Linked DNA regions of Homo sapiens: region 2 is linked to region 1. The links are chromatin loops, found by intact Hi-C in ENCODE. Cell type or tissue: MCF 10A. All regions are shown on one strand.

The links. Hi-C counts contacts between places; a loop is a spot of excess contacts. Peaks named below come from ENCODE experiments on the same cell type or tissue, not always from the same donor. Only the 100,000 strongest peaks of a DNase experiment are listed, where the experiment ranks them.
Region 2: it touches region 1 in a loop (2.8-fold over the local background); 4 of 110 quality-filtered maps call a loop at or near these places.

The regions. Positions count from the first base shown.
Region 1 is chr1:153,029,778-153,037,777 of GRCh38, reverse strand. It overlaps SPRR1B (small proline rich protein 1B), which reads right to left and starts at 6,575. Exons shown (of 2, transcript NM_003125.3): 1 at 6,531-6,575; 2 at 4,878-5,451. The coding sequence starts at 5,432. The coding sequence ends at 5,163. In MCF 10A, a CTCF peak has its summit at 4,718 (motif pointing right); DNase peaks (open chromatin) are centred at 4,647 and 6,667.
Region 2 is chr1:152,950,179-152,958,178 of GRCh38, reverse strand. No RefSeq gene overlaps it. Among named protein-coding and RNA genes, the nearest start is that of LINC01527, 5.0 kb to the right of the region's middle. In MCF 10A, no CTCF peak of the experiment used is centred here; DNase peaks (open chromatin) are centred at 3,588 and 4,198.

The DNA of each region.
Region 1 (8,000 bases):
GAGAATAGAGGGAAACCAAAAATCTGCAGAGTTGGGAAACTCAATTACTTTTAAATAGAAAGAGATAAAATCGAGAATAATTTTGAGAGACAAAAGTTCATTAAAACTCAGGTTTGCACTTAAGATTAGATTAAGTTTTAATGTCATCCCACCTACGTTTATTTTTCCAAAGAGTGTCAAAGAAGCCACAGTTGAGGAAGACAGACATGGAAAAAAGAAGGAATAAATAAGCACAAGAATTTCATCTGCGAAGGAAATGAAGAAATGTGGGTATAGTTACTAGCATATAGAACTGGCTAGAAGAAAATAGATTAGAAATCTACTAAATTTTTGAGGAATCATATTCCCAAAGTAATCAAAAGCTAGATCTTAAAACAAAACAAAAAGAAATGAAGCAAAACAGCTTTCCAAGAGCCTTAAACCACACTTGGTTAGAAAGTGAGCTGATTCTTCCAATCCACAGACATGGAATTTTTCATTTGTTTGTGTTATCTATGATTTCTTTCAGAAGTGCTTTATAGTTCTCCCTGTAGAGATGTTGTATATTCTCCCTTTCGCCTCCTTGATTATATGTATTCCTAGTTATTTTTTTTTCGGTGGCTATTGTAAATGGGATTCCATTTTTGATTTGACTCTCAGCTTGAACCTTATTGATGTATACAAATGCTACTGATTTTGTACATTGTTAAATTGCCATACTGCCCAAAACAATCTACAGATTCAACACTATTCCTTTCAAACTATGAACGCAGTTTCTCACGGAATTAGAAAAACCTATTCTAAAATTCATATAAAACCAAAAGAGAGCTCAAATAGATAAAGCAATCCTAAACAAAAAGAACAAAGCTGGAGGCATCACATTACCTGCCTTTAAGCTATATTATAATGCTACAGTAACCAAAACAGCATGATACTGATACAAAAACAGACACGTAGACCAACGGAACAGTATAGAGAACCCAGAAATAAAGCTGTACACCTACAGCCATCTAATTGTTGACAATGTCAACAAAAATGACGAACATGTAAGGAGCTGTCTATTAAATAAATGCTGCTGGGATAGCTGGCTAGCCACGTGCAGAAGAATGAAACTGGACCTCTATCTTTCACCACCTGCAAAAATTAACTCAAGATGGATTAAAGATTTAAATATAATGTCTCAAATATAAGAATCCTAGAAAAAAACATAGGAAACACCATTCTGGACATTGGTCTTGGGAAAGAGTTTATGAGCAAGTTCTTAACAAGAATAGCAACAAAAGTAAAAATTGACAAGTGGGACTTAGTTAAACTAAAGAGCCTCTTCATAGCAAAAGGAACTATCAACAGAGCAAACAGACAACTTACTCAATGGGAGAAGATATCTGTAAATCATCTGACTAAGGTCTAATATCCTGAATCTAAAAGGAACTTAAACAACATAACAAGCAAAAACCAAATAATCACATTGAAAAGTGGGCAAAAGATATGAACAGACACTTCTCAAAAGAAGACATAGGAGTGGCCAAAAAACATGAAAAAATGTTCAACATCACTAATCACCACAGAAATGTAAATCAAAACCGCAATGAGATACCCTCTCTCACCAGTTAAAATGGCTATTATTTAAAAAGTCAAAAAACAGCAGTTGCTGGCAAGGCTGTGGAGAAAACAGAACATTTATACACAGTTGATGGGAATGTAAATTAGTTCAGCCATCGTGGAAAGCAATTTGGAGATTTCTCAAAGAACTTAAAATGGAGCTACCATTTCACCCAGCAATCCCATTACTGAGTATATATACAAAAGAAAATAGATTATTCTACCAAAAAGACACATCCGTTTGTATGTTCATTGCTGTGCTATTCACAATAGCAAAGTCATGGAATCAAACTAGGTGCCCATCGACAGTGGACTGGATAAAGAAAATGTGGTACATATACACCATGGAATGCTACATAGCCATAAAAAAGAATGAAATCACATTCTTTGCAGTAACATGGATGGAGCTGGAGGCTGCTATCCTAAGCAAATTAATGTGAGAACAGAAAACTACATACCACATGTTCTCACTTACAAATGGGAGCTGAACCTTGGGTACTCATGGACATAAAGATGGCAACAATAGACACAGGTGAGTAACAGAGTGAGAAGAGACAGAGGGGGTTAAGGGTTGAAAAACTGCCTGTTGGTTACTATGGTCACTATCTGGGTAATGGACTCATTTGTATTCCAAGCCTCAGCATCACACAATACACCCATGTAACAAACCTACAATTGTATACCCTTGTATTAGTCCGTTCTTGCATTACTATAAAGAACTACCTGAGACTGGGTAATTTATAAAGAAAACAGGTTTCAATGACTCACAGTTCCATAGGCTGTACAGGAAACATGTCTGGGAAGGCCTCTGGAAACTTATGATTATGGCAGAAGGCAAAAAGGAAGCAGGCACATCTTCACATGGCAGAGCAGGAGAGAGAGCAAAGGTGGAAGTGCTACACACTTTTAAACAACCAGATCTTGTGAGAACTCACTCACTATCATGAGAACAGCAAGGGCAAAGTCTGCTGCCATAATTCAATCTCCTCCCACCAGGCCCCTCCTCCAACATTGAGGATTATCATTCCACAGGAGATTTGGATGGGGACACGGAACCAAACCATATCGACTCCTGAATCTAAAATAAAAGTTGAAATTATAGAAAAGAAAAAAATAAAAAACTTAAAAAAGAAAAGTGAGCTGCAAAGCTTACCTAACCAAGAAGGGCGCAATCCACAATGCACACTTGAGGTTTGATTATAGAGAATAGTACTAAGAAAAGGACAATTCTACGGGTGGCAGAACAACGAATAGGAAAGTTAAAAGGAGTTCCTTTCAGAGAACAGAATCAATACCTTAAAAGGAACTTCTACCACTTCTGGTATATTGGAGTGGGAAGAGTGTGGCTTCACAATGCCTGCCCAGTTGGATTTCAGAGTACTAAGGCCTAGTGGCTGCCATGTGTCACCATTATCTTCCTTTGAACATGGTAGTTTTGATTTAGCTCTCCTGTACCTGCATTGCCATTGGATGCTGGGTAACAGGAAGAAATGGCCCATTTGTTTGTTTCATAATTTGCTGAACAAAAGGAGCCATAGGAAAATGTAATGGAGAGAATTTCATGTCATCTAGAGATCCTAGATTTTGAGCTGATGGGGACCATAAGGCTTTTTTTCCTTACGGGATTGTGTTCTGCTTATGAGACAAAGGAGCAGATGGATATTTGAGAACAAGAAGGCTATTCTGTGGCTGAAGCTTGAGGAGCTCACCCAAATCTCTGTCTTCCTCTTATTTCTAAGCACAGCAGTAAACGACATTTCTTAACTTTGTGAGGTTGACAGGGCTATGTGACCAAGTTCTAGCCAAGTCCATAAGAACTGAGGGGATACATGCCATTTCTTGTTCCAAGTGGATAAGTGCAGGGACACCTTCTCTATATTCAGTCTATTTCCCTGTTCTTGTGCTTGGATTCATAAAGCACAGCACTCAGAGATAGTGAGACCATAGGAAGGAAGGACTGTGTGTCTTCATGACTATGTGGAACAAAGACTTTACAAACCCATATTGGACTTTTATATGAGTGGAAAGTAACTTTTACTTGATGGAGCCCCAACAATATAGGGGGTGTTGTTATAGCAGCTGACCTATGCTGACTAATAATCGCATGATTACAACACTTTTTTTTCTGCTTGGTTAATTGGTTAGGTGCTAGAGGCACTTATATTTGGATATGATGGTAGATTTTACCTACTAATTAAACAAAAAAACCCTTAGGGCAATACAACATTTAGGGCAAATATTTTTCATATAGGCTTTGTAATTTTAAATAATGCAATCAAGTAAAAATGCCGTGATCAAAAATATCACAATTTCTTGAGTTATACCAATGGCATGTAATTTTTTTATTATTTCATTTTGCATCCTAAGAAAAAGAATCTCTTTTATGCTACTGCAGAACAACTTGCTTTGTCTCCCAGTTACATACAAGAGCAACCTATTTTTCCATCAATATAAAAATATATGCATATATATATGAATACACTGTTGATAACTCTATCTTGTTTAATTTGACTTGAAACATGTTGATACTACAGGGAGAGGGGTGAGGGTGGGTTTTACAGTTCTCACTTCCATGGTTCCCACCTATGTGAAAGAAACAGTCTCCAAACTGGATCAGCTTTTGTGCATTACTCTGTGAGGACTCCAGATCTTGTGTGTGTGGTTGTATATGTGTGTATGTGTGTTTGAATGAGGGGTGGGGTAGGGAGTGAAGTATATCCCTCCAGGGCACTGTAAATGCCCCTGGCAAGCACCTTAAATCCCCTTTGTTCTGTTTCAGGTCCAGAGTTGGCACTCAGAAACTAGAAATGACTAACTGAGATAAAGAACGGAGTCTGTGCATCTTTGGAGGTGTTTGGAAATCTAGGTTGTAGATATCAGAGAAATGAGTGAGAAGGAGCAGGTTAGCATATGTAGGAACAACATTACTTGAAATAAACAGGAATTGGCTGGTAAGTTAGCAGTCTAAAAGCCAGATTTGGAGAGAAGGCAATCAGGATTAGTGAGTCAGAGTCAGCTTAGACAAGTGCTAACTAAACTCTAGCATGACTCACTGAGTTGCAAGAGGAGAGCCCTTTTCCAGCCCTGGATGCCCAAAGCAACAGCCTCTAGGTGGCATTACACAACCTCCCATAGGCAGCCCAGGAATGCTTGTGGGGGCAGCCCTTCACCCTCCTAATGTGAGCATCAGATGCCTTCTGGACAAAGCCCTTCTTCACCAACTCATCTCTGTGTACAGCTCCCGCTTCACGAGGGAAAGGAATGAAGTTGTAGAGTCAATGACACACAGTCAAGAGTGGAATTGAAAGTGAATTTAATGGGGGTATAAGGGAGCTGAATCATTTGCTTTCATCTTAAGTCTCTCTTCAGATGAATTCTGAGCAGCTGAAAACTAGCTCTGGTACTAAGACCTTCAGCTTCATTCAGAGACTCAGAGTGTGTAGGAAAGAAAGCTTCATAGCACATTCTTTTTTGGGGGAGACAGAATGCTAATTGCAAGGCAAATGGGACTCATACGCAGAATGGGATAGGGGATTCAGCATCTGGTGGCCGGCTCCTCAAGGGCATGGCTGTGGACCACATTACTTCTGCTTGGTCTTCTGCTGGGCTGGTGCTGGAGTGACTATTGAAGGGCAGGGCTCAGGCACCTTGGGGTGGCATGGCTCTGGAACCTTGGGCTGGCAGGGCTCGGGCACTTTGGGGTGGCAGGGCTCAGGCACCTTGGGGTGGCAGGGCTCCTTGGTTTTGGGGATGCATGGTTCCTGAGGTGGAGGCTGGCAAGGCTGTTTCACCTGCTGCTGCTGAAGCTGAGGGGGTGGGGTGCAAGGCTGCTTCTGCTGCTGGGAACTCATGCTGCAACAGTGACTGGTCCTGGACACAGAACAGATGATTTAAGCAGAGAATAATAGGGAAGAAGCCATGGTGAATACCACTTCTGGTCTCTTAAAAAGCTATGTTCTTTCCCCTTCTTGACCACAAAGAATACTTAATTTAATTTCTGAGCCTTTGAAGAAGAGGAACCTAAAGATGATTTGCTCTTGCTCCACTGGAGCAGGGCCTCTCCTGGTGCTCTCTTTCTTCCTACACAGCACAATAACAGGCTTCTAGCAGGAATATGAGACTCATAATACTGGACCATTGGAAATGTGAGGTTCTTTGGAAAAAAAAAACCCTAACAAATTAAATCTACTCACTCATTTCTGATAAATAGCATGGCTTATCATCTATTGTATAACTCTGACCTCTCTAGAACCCCAAGCAATCCCACCTGTGGCCTGGCTCAAGTTCTCCTCTGTCTTAAATGTTTTCCTTGTTCCTACTCATTCAAGCACTAACCAAACTCCACAGATCGCTTCATATGGGACTTTTAGTGGCTTCTCTAGAAAAAACCTTCCAGAAATCTCTCTATTCCCAAACTGTCACAGAACTTGCCCTAATCACCTGGCACTGATAAGTTACTGTTATACAATGCATTTTAGCTCTTATTTCCTGATTAAATTGTAGTATCATAGATGCTTAAATTATTTCTTTGCAAACAAATTGCCAAATATAGTAAGCTCTCACAAAAGTATCTGTTGAAAGAATAAAATTCTCTGTATTAAAATTATAAATAAGAAGGAATTATAATGCCAGGGTAAGTGCTGTGGACCTGGGTTCTAGTCATTATCCCATTACAAACTTACTATGGATCCTTGAATAAACCAACCCCCTTCTTGCTGACACAGAAAGAGTGAATGAAGAACTGATAATGTCTAAATTCTCTTCAAGCCTACAGTATGAACACTTTTAAAATGAAGATATTCCTAGAGGTTATAATTCAGTTGAACAGTCTGCATGGCTATGATCAAATTCAATAATGAGGGAAAAAAATACCAAGAATGCCAAGGAGACTCTAATAAAAATTAAATACCTAGAATGGATGCTAAAGAGTTCCAAGTAAAGAGACTCACCTGGTGTGAAGAGAGGAATACTCTGTATGGTCCCTTAGAACTGGTGTAGTGTTCCCAGCCAACTGGCTTTTTATGCATGGAACAAGCCCTGCCTCAAGGAAACAGGATCCATCTGGGCTGCTGTGCCTACATTCCTTACCTGTCAGATGTGATTCACCCCTCTTCCCTCACCCACCTGTTGACTCAACTTTTGTGATGAAACTTGTGGCACTTGCTGTCTGACAAGGATGTCACCTGGGCTTTATCCCCCTGAACACCCTTTGCTCCCAGGTGTAGTGTTTACAGGAAGGGTGGTGTGGGCTGAAAGAGAGAGAAGGAAGACATTCTGGGGCTGCTGGAACCAGAAACTGTCCTATCTTCTGGAAGAGTCTAATCCTCAGCACAGGTGACACTTGTAGGGCTGTTTAATATATGAAGTGGATGTAGAGATAAACAATAGGTATTTCTGGTTATTCTGGGAGGCCAAGGGCATGGTGGCTAGGTGAAAAATAGTAATATTCTGTTAATCCATCACTCAGTATACTCGTGCCTGGCAGGGGAAAGGAAAAACTAAAATGATTATTTCGGTTCTAAAAAGCCTTTTCTCCAAGGAGGAACTCAGGGTAAACAACATAGGGGCAGGCTGACCTCAGTCTGTGAAGGAGAGTTCGGAGCAGTGAAACTCTGGGAAGAATGGTCACGTTCGGAAGCTCTGGAGCAACCTGGCCCTTTTAGTCCATCCATTTATTCTGTACATTGTGACAGTAGGCCCTGAAGACCCTGGCTATCATGGGGAATCCCTTCTCTGCAGCCAACATGGGAAGGAACAAAGGAGCTGGGATTCCCTGAGCCCTTATATCAAAGTTCACTCTCCTCAAGATAAGATGAAACTTAGGTCACTAATCCAGGTCTACCTGCAGTACACAACCTGTTGCAAGTGTGGTTTTTGGAAAATCCAAACTATCCTTCAAATCCAGGTGTCGGATGGTCCCTCCCTCATTATTTTCACTCATCTAAATGTTTGTAGAGCAACTGCTGGCTGCACAGCTGTGTCACCTCTCATGAACTTGAGCCCAGGACCAGCCAGCTACCACCAGAAGTTCCTCTGCTTAGCCATTGTTCTACCTTCCATCTTCACGTGATGCCTGGTGTGTAGTAGCTGCTCAGAGAATTGACAATTATAGAATAACTGAATGAATGGAAGGATGGAGAGATGGGTGGATGATGTTATTCGTGAAGAGACGCCAGAGGCTGTTTTGAGAATTATCAGGAAATTTTTTTATAGGGGAAATCCTTCCTTGTGGCAGGCCTCATGGTATAAGCTGAGAAAAGCTGTAAGAGCTTAGCAAGAGACAGATATTTCTGTCATTTTATCCATTATGATTTGGCTGTTGCCCCACCCAACTCTCAGTTTGAATTCCCACGTGTTGTGGGAGGGACCCGGTGGGAAGTAATTGAATCATGGGGGAAGGTCTTTCCAGTGCTGTTCTC
Region 2 (8,000 bases), 80 kb after region 1:
TGACACTTTCCTGATTGTTCACAAAGACAATAGCATGCACATATGCATATGTACACGCAGATGAACACATGTACAGGCATGAAGACATGCGTGCACACACACATATGCATACACACACACTTTGCTCTCAGGGTGCCAAGGCAGAGGACACCACCTAAATCTAGTCTTATGCTAAGAATGGAATAGGGAATTCAATGAAGACAAAAGGAATATGGCTTACTGCTTCCTGTCACTCTTAAAAATCACTGACCTCTCACCCTTTCCCATCAGAGAAGCCCTAGCATGCACACTTGTTTCACCATTTATATTTTATTTCCTCCAGGCTATGAGGAGCAAGATAAAGGCCATATGAGGAGCAAGATATGGCCAGCTCCACGGAGGCCATAACCTGCATCTAGGCATTGCATTAGACATACCCAGAGTTCCCTTTCAACTAGTGCAATGAAATGTAGATGAGAAAAACCTCAGCCCTGCCTGCCTTGGAAAATATTCAGCTTAGCCATGGGAACCATAGTCAAAAGGGTGGGCCTGTCAAAGATCAGATAGTTGTAGGTATGCGGCGTTATTTCTGAGGGCTCTGTTCTGTTCCATTGATCTATATCTCTGTTTTGTACCATGCTATTTTGGTTACTGTAGCCTTGTAGTATAGTTTGAAGTCAGGTAGTGTGATGCCTCCAGCTTTGTTCTTTTGGCTTAGGATTGAGTTGGCGATGCAGGCTCTTTTTTGGTTCCATATGAACTTTAAAGTAGTTTTTTCCAATTCTGTGAAGAAAGTCATTGGTAGCTTGATGGGGATGGCATTGAATCTGTAAATTACCTTGGGCAGTATGGCCATTTTCACGATATTGATTCTTCCTACCCATGAGCATGGAATGTTCTTTCATTTGTTTGTATCCTCTTTTATTTCCTTGAGCAGTGGTTTGTAGTTCTCCTTGAAGAGGTCCTTCACATCCCTTGTAAGTTGGATTCCTAGGTATTTTATTCTCTTTGAAGCAATTGTGAATGGGAGTTCACTCATGATTTGGCTCTCTGTTTGTCTGTTGTTGGTGTATAAGAATGCTTGTGATTTTTGTACATTGATTTTGTATCCTGAGACTTTGCCGAAGTTGCTTATCGCTTAAGGAGATTTTGGGCTGAGATGATGGGGTTTTCTAGATAAACAATCATGTCATCTGCAAACAGGGACAATTTGACTTCCTCTTTTCCTAATTGAATACCCTTTATTTCCTTCTCCTGCCTGATTGCCCTGGCCAGAACTTCCAACACTATGTTGAATAGGAGCGGTGAGAGAGGGCATCCCTGTCTGATCTTTGACAAACCTGAGAAAAACAAGCAATGGGGAAAGGATTCCCTATTTAATAAATGGTGCTGGGAAAACTGGCTAGCCATATGTAGAAAGCTGAAACTGGATCCCTTCCTTACACCTTATACAAAAATCAATTCAAGATGGATTAAAGATTTAAACGTTAGATTTAAACCATAAAAACCCTAGAAGAAAACCTAGGCATTACCATTCAGGACATAGGCGTGGGCAAGGACTTCATGTCCAAAACACCAAAAGCAATGGCAACAAAAGCCAAAATTGACAAATGGGATCTAATTAAACTAAAGAGCTTCTGCACAGCAAAAGAAATTACTATCAGAGTGAACAGGCAACCTACAAAATGGGAGAAAATTTTCACAACCTACTCATCTGACAAAGGGCTAATATCCAGAATCTACAATGAACTCAAACAAATTTACAAGAAAAAACCAAACAACCCCATCAAAAAGTGGGTGAAGGACATGAACAGACACTTCTCAAAAGAAGACATTTATGCAGCCAAAAAACACATGAAAAAATGCTCATCATCACTGGCCATCAGAGAAATGCAAATCAAAACCACTATGAGATATCATCTCACACCAGTTAGAATGGCAATCATTAAAAAGTCAGGAAACAACAGGTGCTGGAGAGGATGTGGAGAAATAGGAACACTTTTACACTGTTGGTGGGACTGTAAACTAGTTCAACCATTGTGGAAGTCAGTGTGGCGATTCCTCAGGGATCTAGAACTAGAAATACCATTTGACCCAGCCATCCCGTTACTGGGTATATACCCAAATGACTATAAATCATGCTGCTATAAAGACACATGCACACGTATGTTTATTGCGGCATTATTCACAATAGCAAAGACTTGAAACCAACCCAAATGTCCAACAATGATAGACTGGATTAAGAAAATGTGGCACATATACAACATGGAATACTATGCAGCCATAAAAAATGATGAGTTCATGTCCTTTGTAGGGACATGGATGAAATTGGAAATCATCATTCTCAGTAAACTATCGCAAGAACAAAAAACCAAACACCGCATATTCTCACTCATAGGTGGGAATTGAACAATGAGATCACATGGACACAGGAAGGGGAATATCACACTCTGGGGACTGTGGTGGGGTGGGGGGAGGGGGGAGGGATAGCATTGGGAGATATACCTAATGCTAGATGACGAGTTAGTGGGTGCAGCGCACCAGCACGGCACATGTATACATATGTAACTAGCCTGCACAATGTGCACATGTACCCTAAAACTTAAAGTATAATAAAAAAAAAGGGTGGGCCTATATGAAAGACAGATCTATATTTGTTTGTTATTTTTAACAAATTTTTATTTTGGAATAATTTTAGGTTTACAGAAAAATTGCAAAATAGTACAAAGCGGTTTTATATATCCTTCCAGTTTCTCTAATGTTGACTTTTTTCTTCTTTTTAAATTTTTAAAGGAATTTTATTTAATTTATTTTTAATTGACAAATGTGGTATATCTTTATTGTGTACAACAGAATGTTTTGAAATATGCATAAATTGTGGAATGGCTAAATTGAGCTAATTAATATATGTGTACCTTCACATACGATTTTTTTTTTTGTGGGGAGAACACACAATCTACTCTTAGTGATTTTCAAGTGTATAATACATTATTAACTGTAGTCATCACTTGTAGGATAGATCTCTTGAACTTATTCCTCCTATCAAACTGAAATTTTATATTGCTTTGACCAATATCTCCCCAGTCCTTCCCCAATGCCCAGCCTCTGGTAACCACCCTTCTACTTTCTGCTTCCATGAGTTTGACTTTCTAGATCCCACACATAAGTAGATCATGTGGTATTTGTCTTTCTGTGCCAAGAATGATCTATATTTGACTCTCAGCTCTTTCAGCTGGCAAAGTTTATAACCTCTTTGGTTCTTGCTTTCCTCATTTGCAAAATTAAATTTTTTACTTATATGGTAGTAATGTATATTATATAAGATAAGTATTAAGATCCCAGTATAGTGTCTTGCTTATAGTAGTAAATTGCTGCTTAAACACACATACACACACACACACACACCTGGCCCCGGAAGGTGGATGTGTTGGTTCCCTGGAGGGAGGAAAGTTAGTCCTAAGCCCGAGTGCTCTTCAAATACAGATGCATGTTTTAGCTAAGCTTTCTCTACGCCTCCATGCAGAAGCATCTGGTGGCCTTCAACCCCAGACTTACCTCTTTTAGGGTTTTCCATGATGATGAATCATTAGGCGAAGAGATTAAACACAAAGATTAGCGTGAGTCACCTCATACAGAGTCAGAACTGAAAGAAGCTTAGAAATAGTTCAGGAAGTCCAACATTGTCATGTACAGGTGAGGACACTGGGAAAAGGGAATGACTTGTCCTGGGTCCCGCAGAAGAACAGCAGAATAACTAAGACAATACTCAGCTCTCATATACTCTGTCCAGTGCTCCTAATTCAGAGCTCCAGTGTCTCCTAAGTCCACCGAAGATGAGCATTCATGTCACACACATCATCGGCCCTTGGTGGCAGAGGAGACTTGAGCCAAAGGGCTGCCTGGAGAGCCCAGGACAGGGAAAATGGTTCCCTTTTTATTTTATTTAAGAGTGAGATGGAAGCTGCATAGTCTAATTCCTGAGAGTTGACATAAAAATTCCAGAAGACAGAGGACCAAATATCAAGGGTCAGGAGTCTGGGGTAAAACAATGACTGTTCTCTGCGTATGAACAAGACCCCCAGACAACAATAACACACTTAAACATGGCATGCCGAACTGATAGCCCCAAAGTGACTGGGAGGAGTTTCAGCATAGGTGGGTATAAGCCACGCCCAGGGCGTCTTCAGTGCCAGGCATCTGTGATTCTCCCAGGAATGTCAGATTGCCAGGGCACACGTACAAACCTGCAGGAGATGGTGGAGCACACTGAAGCTGGCCGCACCCACAGGCAGGGCTTCCTTCAAAGGATGACTGACTGCCGAGTGCTGAAGCTTCATTGCAGAAATCCATTACCAGCTAGGGTCCCCCTGCTCCCCACAACCTGGGCATACACAGCAGGATGTGCATCTAGCAGTGGGGTTCCCTTTCCCTGGGGCTTGTGGAGGAGGGCATGAGGGAAAGATAGAACACCACTGCTGTCAGAAACTCTGAGCTTCAAATTTAGGACTTGAAGTTCAAGTTATTCTCATTTTTTAGCTTAGAAAGGTTAAGTTGGCCAAGATTAATACAAAAGTAAGGAAGAGGAGATTTGAGCCCAGGTCTGTCACACTCCAAGATGTGTAGGTACTCTCTTTCCTGCACCCTACCATGCCATCTTCCATGGAATTTCTTTGTTTGGAGCAGAATAAAGAGAATATGTATACAAGCACTTCTCTGATGAAGGCATACCCCCTTCGAAGCCCTCAGCATCACACTCTTCATCCTGAGACCTCTGTTCTGTGGAAATTTCACTCAAGCCAGATGGTGAGACATCCTTGCTGGAATGTGGCAGAGGCCTGGAGAAAGGGGAGAGGACAAGTCACTAGGTCACAGGAGTAGAGCTGGATTTGATGTTCTGGGGCCATGCTCAACAGTGGGAATTACAGTGTGAGTGTGTGTGTGCATCTGGGTGTCTGTGAGTGTGTGTCAGTGGGTGTAATCATACTTGAGTGTGATTGACCGCATGTGAGTGTGTGTTGGTGTGTGGTGAGCTCTCATGTGAGGGTTAATGAGCTGTATATTTGTGGGAATATGAGTGTATGTGGACAAACGTGTGAATGTGCAAGAGTGAGTGTGCACAGGGCTGATATTCAGAAGTTACATGCCGGTCTGCACAGATGTTACTGAATCCATGGTTTTAAAAATATTAAAAATATTTTGTAATAGGTGGCCAATGGCTGCCACACCAACTTCCCTTCCTGTCATGCCCTGGCACCACCCTGGTTGCTTACGCAGCCCCCCACACCATAAGGATATAAGGAGGCTGATGCATCCACAGCAGGGGGCCTCTAGGACTTGACCCCAGCTTCCACTCTCAACGCTCAATGTCAGTCTGAGAGGCGTAGATATTATTTTGATGTCTACATCAAATGATGTAAAAACATGCATGAGTATATTTGTGTACATACAAGTGTAAGTGTGTGACTGCGAACGTGCCTAGCTCTGCCTTTCTAGTGAAACAGTGGATGGTAAACTCTCAAAGGACAGGGTCCGGGCATTATGCTTCTCCTAGCCACTAGCAATGTAAGACCACTTGCTGTGTTTCAAAGAATAAGACCAGAGAGCCAGAACACACTGAGTTTGAACCTCAGTCCTACCACCTACAGGCCATTACCACTATGAGCAAATAAGTGATTTTGCTGATCCTCAGTCTTCCATCTGTCATGGCAATAATGACACCTGCCTCAATAGGGTGGAACCACCATGCAATAGGCTAATGTGCATAAATGCTGGGCAACTTCCCTGTCGGTCAAATCCCTGCTCCTGTAGGTGCTTCCTTGGCTTGTCAGCCTCAGCATGCCCTTCCTTTCATGTGTTCTCCTGGTGGGCATCATCTCCTCCTGGTGATGTGTTGCATCCTTATTTTCCTTTGAATGTTGTGTGCATCTGTGCTGCAGAAGTCCCCCACATCTTACCCTGGTAGGAGCCTTGTAAATGTCTGGTTATCTCAGAAGCCTCCAGGGAACATAGCCTGCCTCAAAAAGACACAGCTCACTTTACAAAACAACAGGTAAAAGTCACCATGAGCCATAACCACCCAGGACTGCCTTGAGGACATGATTCATTGTGGGCACGTGTCACAAAGGTGAAGATTCTGGAAGAGAAGGGCAACCACCAAATGGGGTACTTATACTGTAGACTAAATCTTGTTTCCCCATGAATACCTGCTCAGACCCTTTGCTCCACTTAACAGATCCTTGTCCCTTCCCTCAATATGTGCTCTGCTCCCTCACACTTTGTGTCACTGAAGATCTGGAGCCCATGTCCTGAGGCTGGTGGGATAAGGGGAGCGTGCCGTCTGCAGGCTTGCTGCTTGATCAGGACCTGGAGAACGGTCATCAAAACGATAGCTGAAATCTATCCAACACCTCCTAGGGTCATGCTATGTTTTCTTCTTCATTTCCATTGTCTCATTGAACACTCCCCACCCCCATCAACCCAAAGAGGCAGTTGTTTTCCCACTATACAGATGAGAAAAGTGAGACATAGAAAAGTTATGTGATTCGTTCCAGGTCACATGCAAAAGAAGGGTGGCTCTGGAATCCAAACTTAGTGTGACAGGATTCAAAGAAGAATCAGCAAGGTCACATACTTGCAGTCTTTTTCTCGTCTAAGGACATTTCTAGATTATGGCTTGCTCACTCTCGTAGCATGTGTGCACACACGGATGTATCCATGCACATGTGCACACCTGGAGATTATGATAATTAGTAGAGGAGAAAATTAAATGAAGCCTAGAGAGGAAAAACGGAACCTCGTGTTAAGTTGCTGAATCAAGTAGGGTAAGAGCCTATATGAGAGAAATCTGGGAAAGATAACATATGGAACTAGAGCAAAGAGACATTTGGAGACTGCTCAATGATATATCTGAATACGGGAAAATGTTTAAAACTTTACATCACTTCCTGGGAGTTCAGTTAAGATTTACTTAACTTTTCGCTGGTTTTCTGTATCTAAGACTTGAGTTTCTGATGAATGCAATATCTTGGGAAAAGAGTTAGGAGAAGTAGGTCACAAAAGTGGAGCCATCCCCCAAATTTCTGTGGTATACAGCAGATGTGAGCAGCCGTACTTTCCAACCACTTGGTCCTGGGGCTTCGATATATACCGGAGGGCTGGCCCTCCTGGGCACACCTGGATCCCACAGCATTGGCTCCTGCTGTATCCAGTTCTGGGATGCTCTCTGTCCTAGCCAAATCCTACTGTCCTTCCACTAGAAACTGCACCTTCTCTAGGTATTCATCACTGAACAGGCAAGTCCCTGGGAGCCCTGTGGTAGGTGCTATGACTACAGAGAGGACCAAGTTCTCCTTCCTACCCTCAACAGCTCTTACTGTTCTCATTCTGTCTGTCTCCTCTGAATTCTGAGGGCATAAGTGAGGTATTGTACCATCCATCATCCCTTCATTAGATGCTTCCTTGTCTAATTGTTCTTTATAATCTTGGGTGAGACCCAGAACCCTGTGTATCTTCATAGTGTCCACCACATTATGAGCAAACAAGAGAGGGTGCTTAATAGGGGTCCATTGATGCATGGTGGATGATGGATAAATGGATGGATGGATGGATGAATAGATGAGACCTGAAAGGCGCAGAAAGAGGTATGATGGAGGAAGAAGAGCACACCCGTCTGGGAAGCAATGGTAAAAGTTTTGGTTTTTAACTTTGCATTCTCCAGTGTCTGTAACATATGTTGGGATAATCTAGATTTTTAGTTTATATTATTGTCTTCTCTGGCTTTGTTTGCGTACTTCTGCTGGTTCTCAGTGGCTTCCCTGGTGCCCAGAGGCATGAAAGGGGAGGCAGGTATAGGAGGAGATTCTAATATATCAATCTGTGGACTATTTTGTAAGAGAGGGGTCTAGTGGAGAAACTTGGGAGAGGGTATTTGAAATAGCAGAAACCAGAAGTTTGGATTCCCTGTGGGTCTGCATTATTTGGTCACTTCAATCCCCCAGTAATTTAGAGAATTGAAAGCAGGA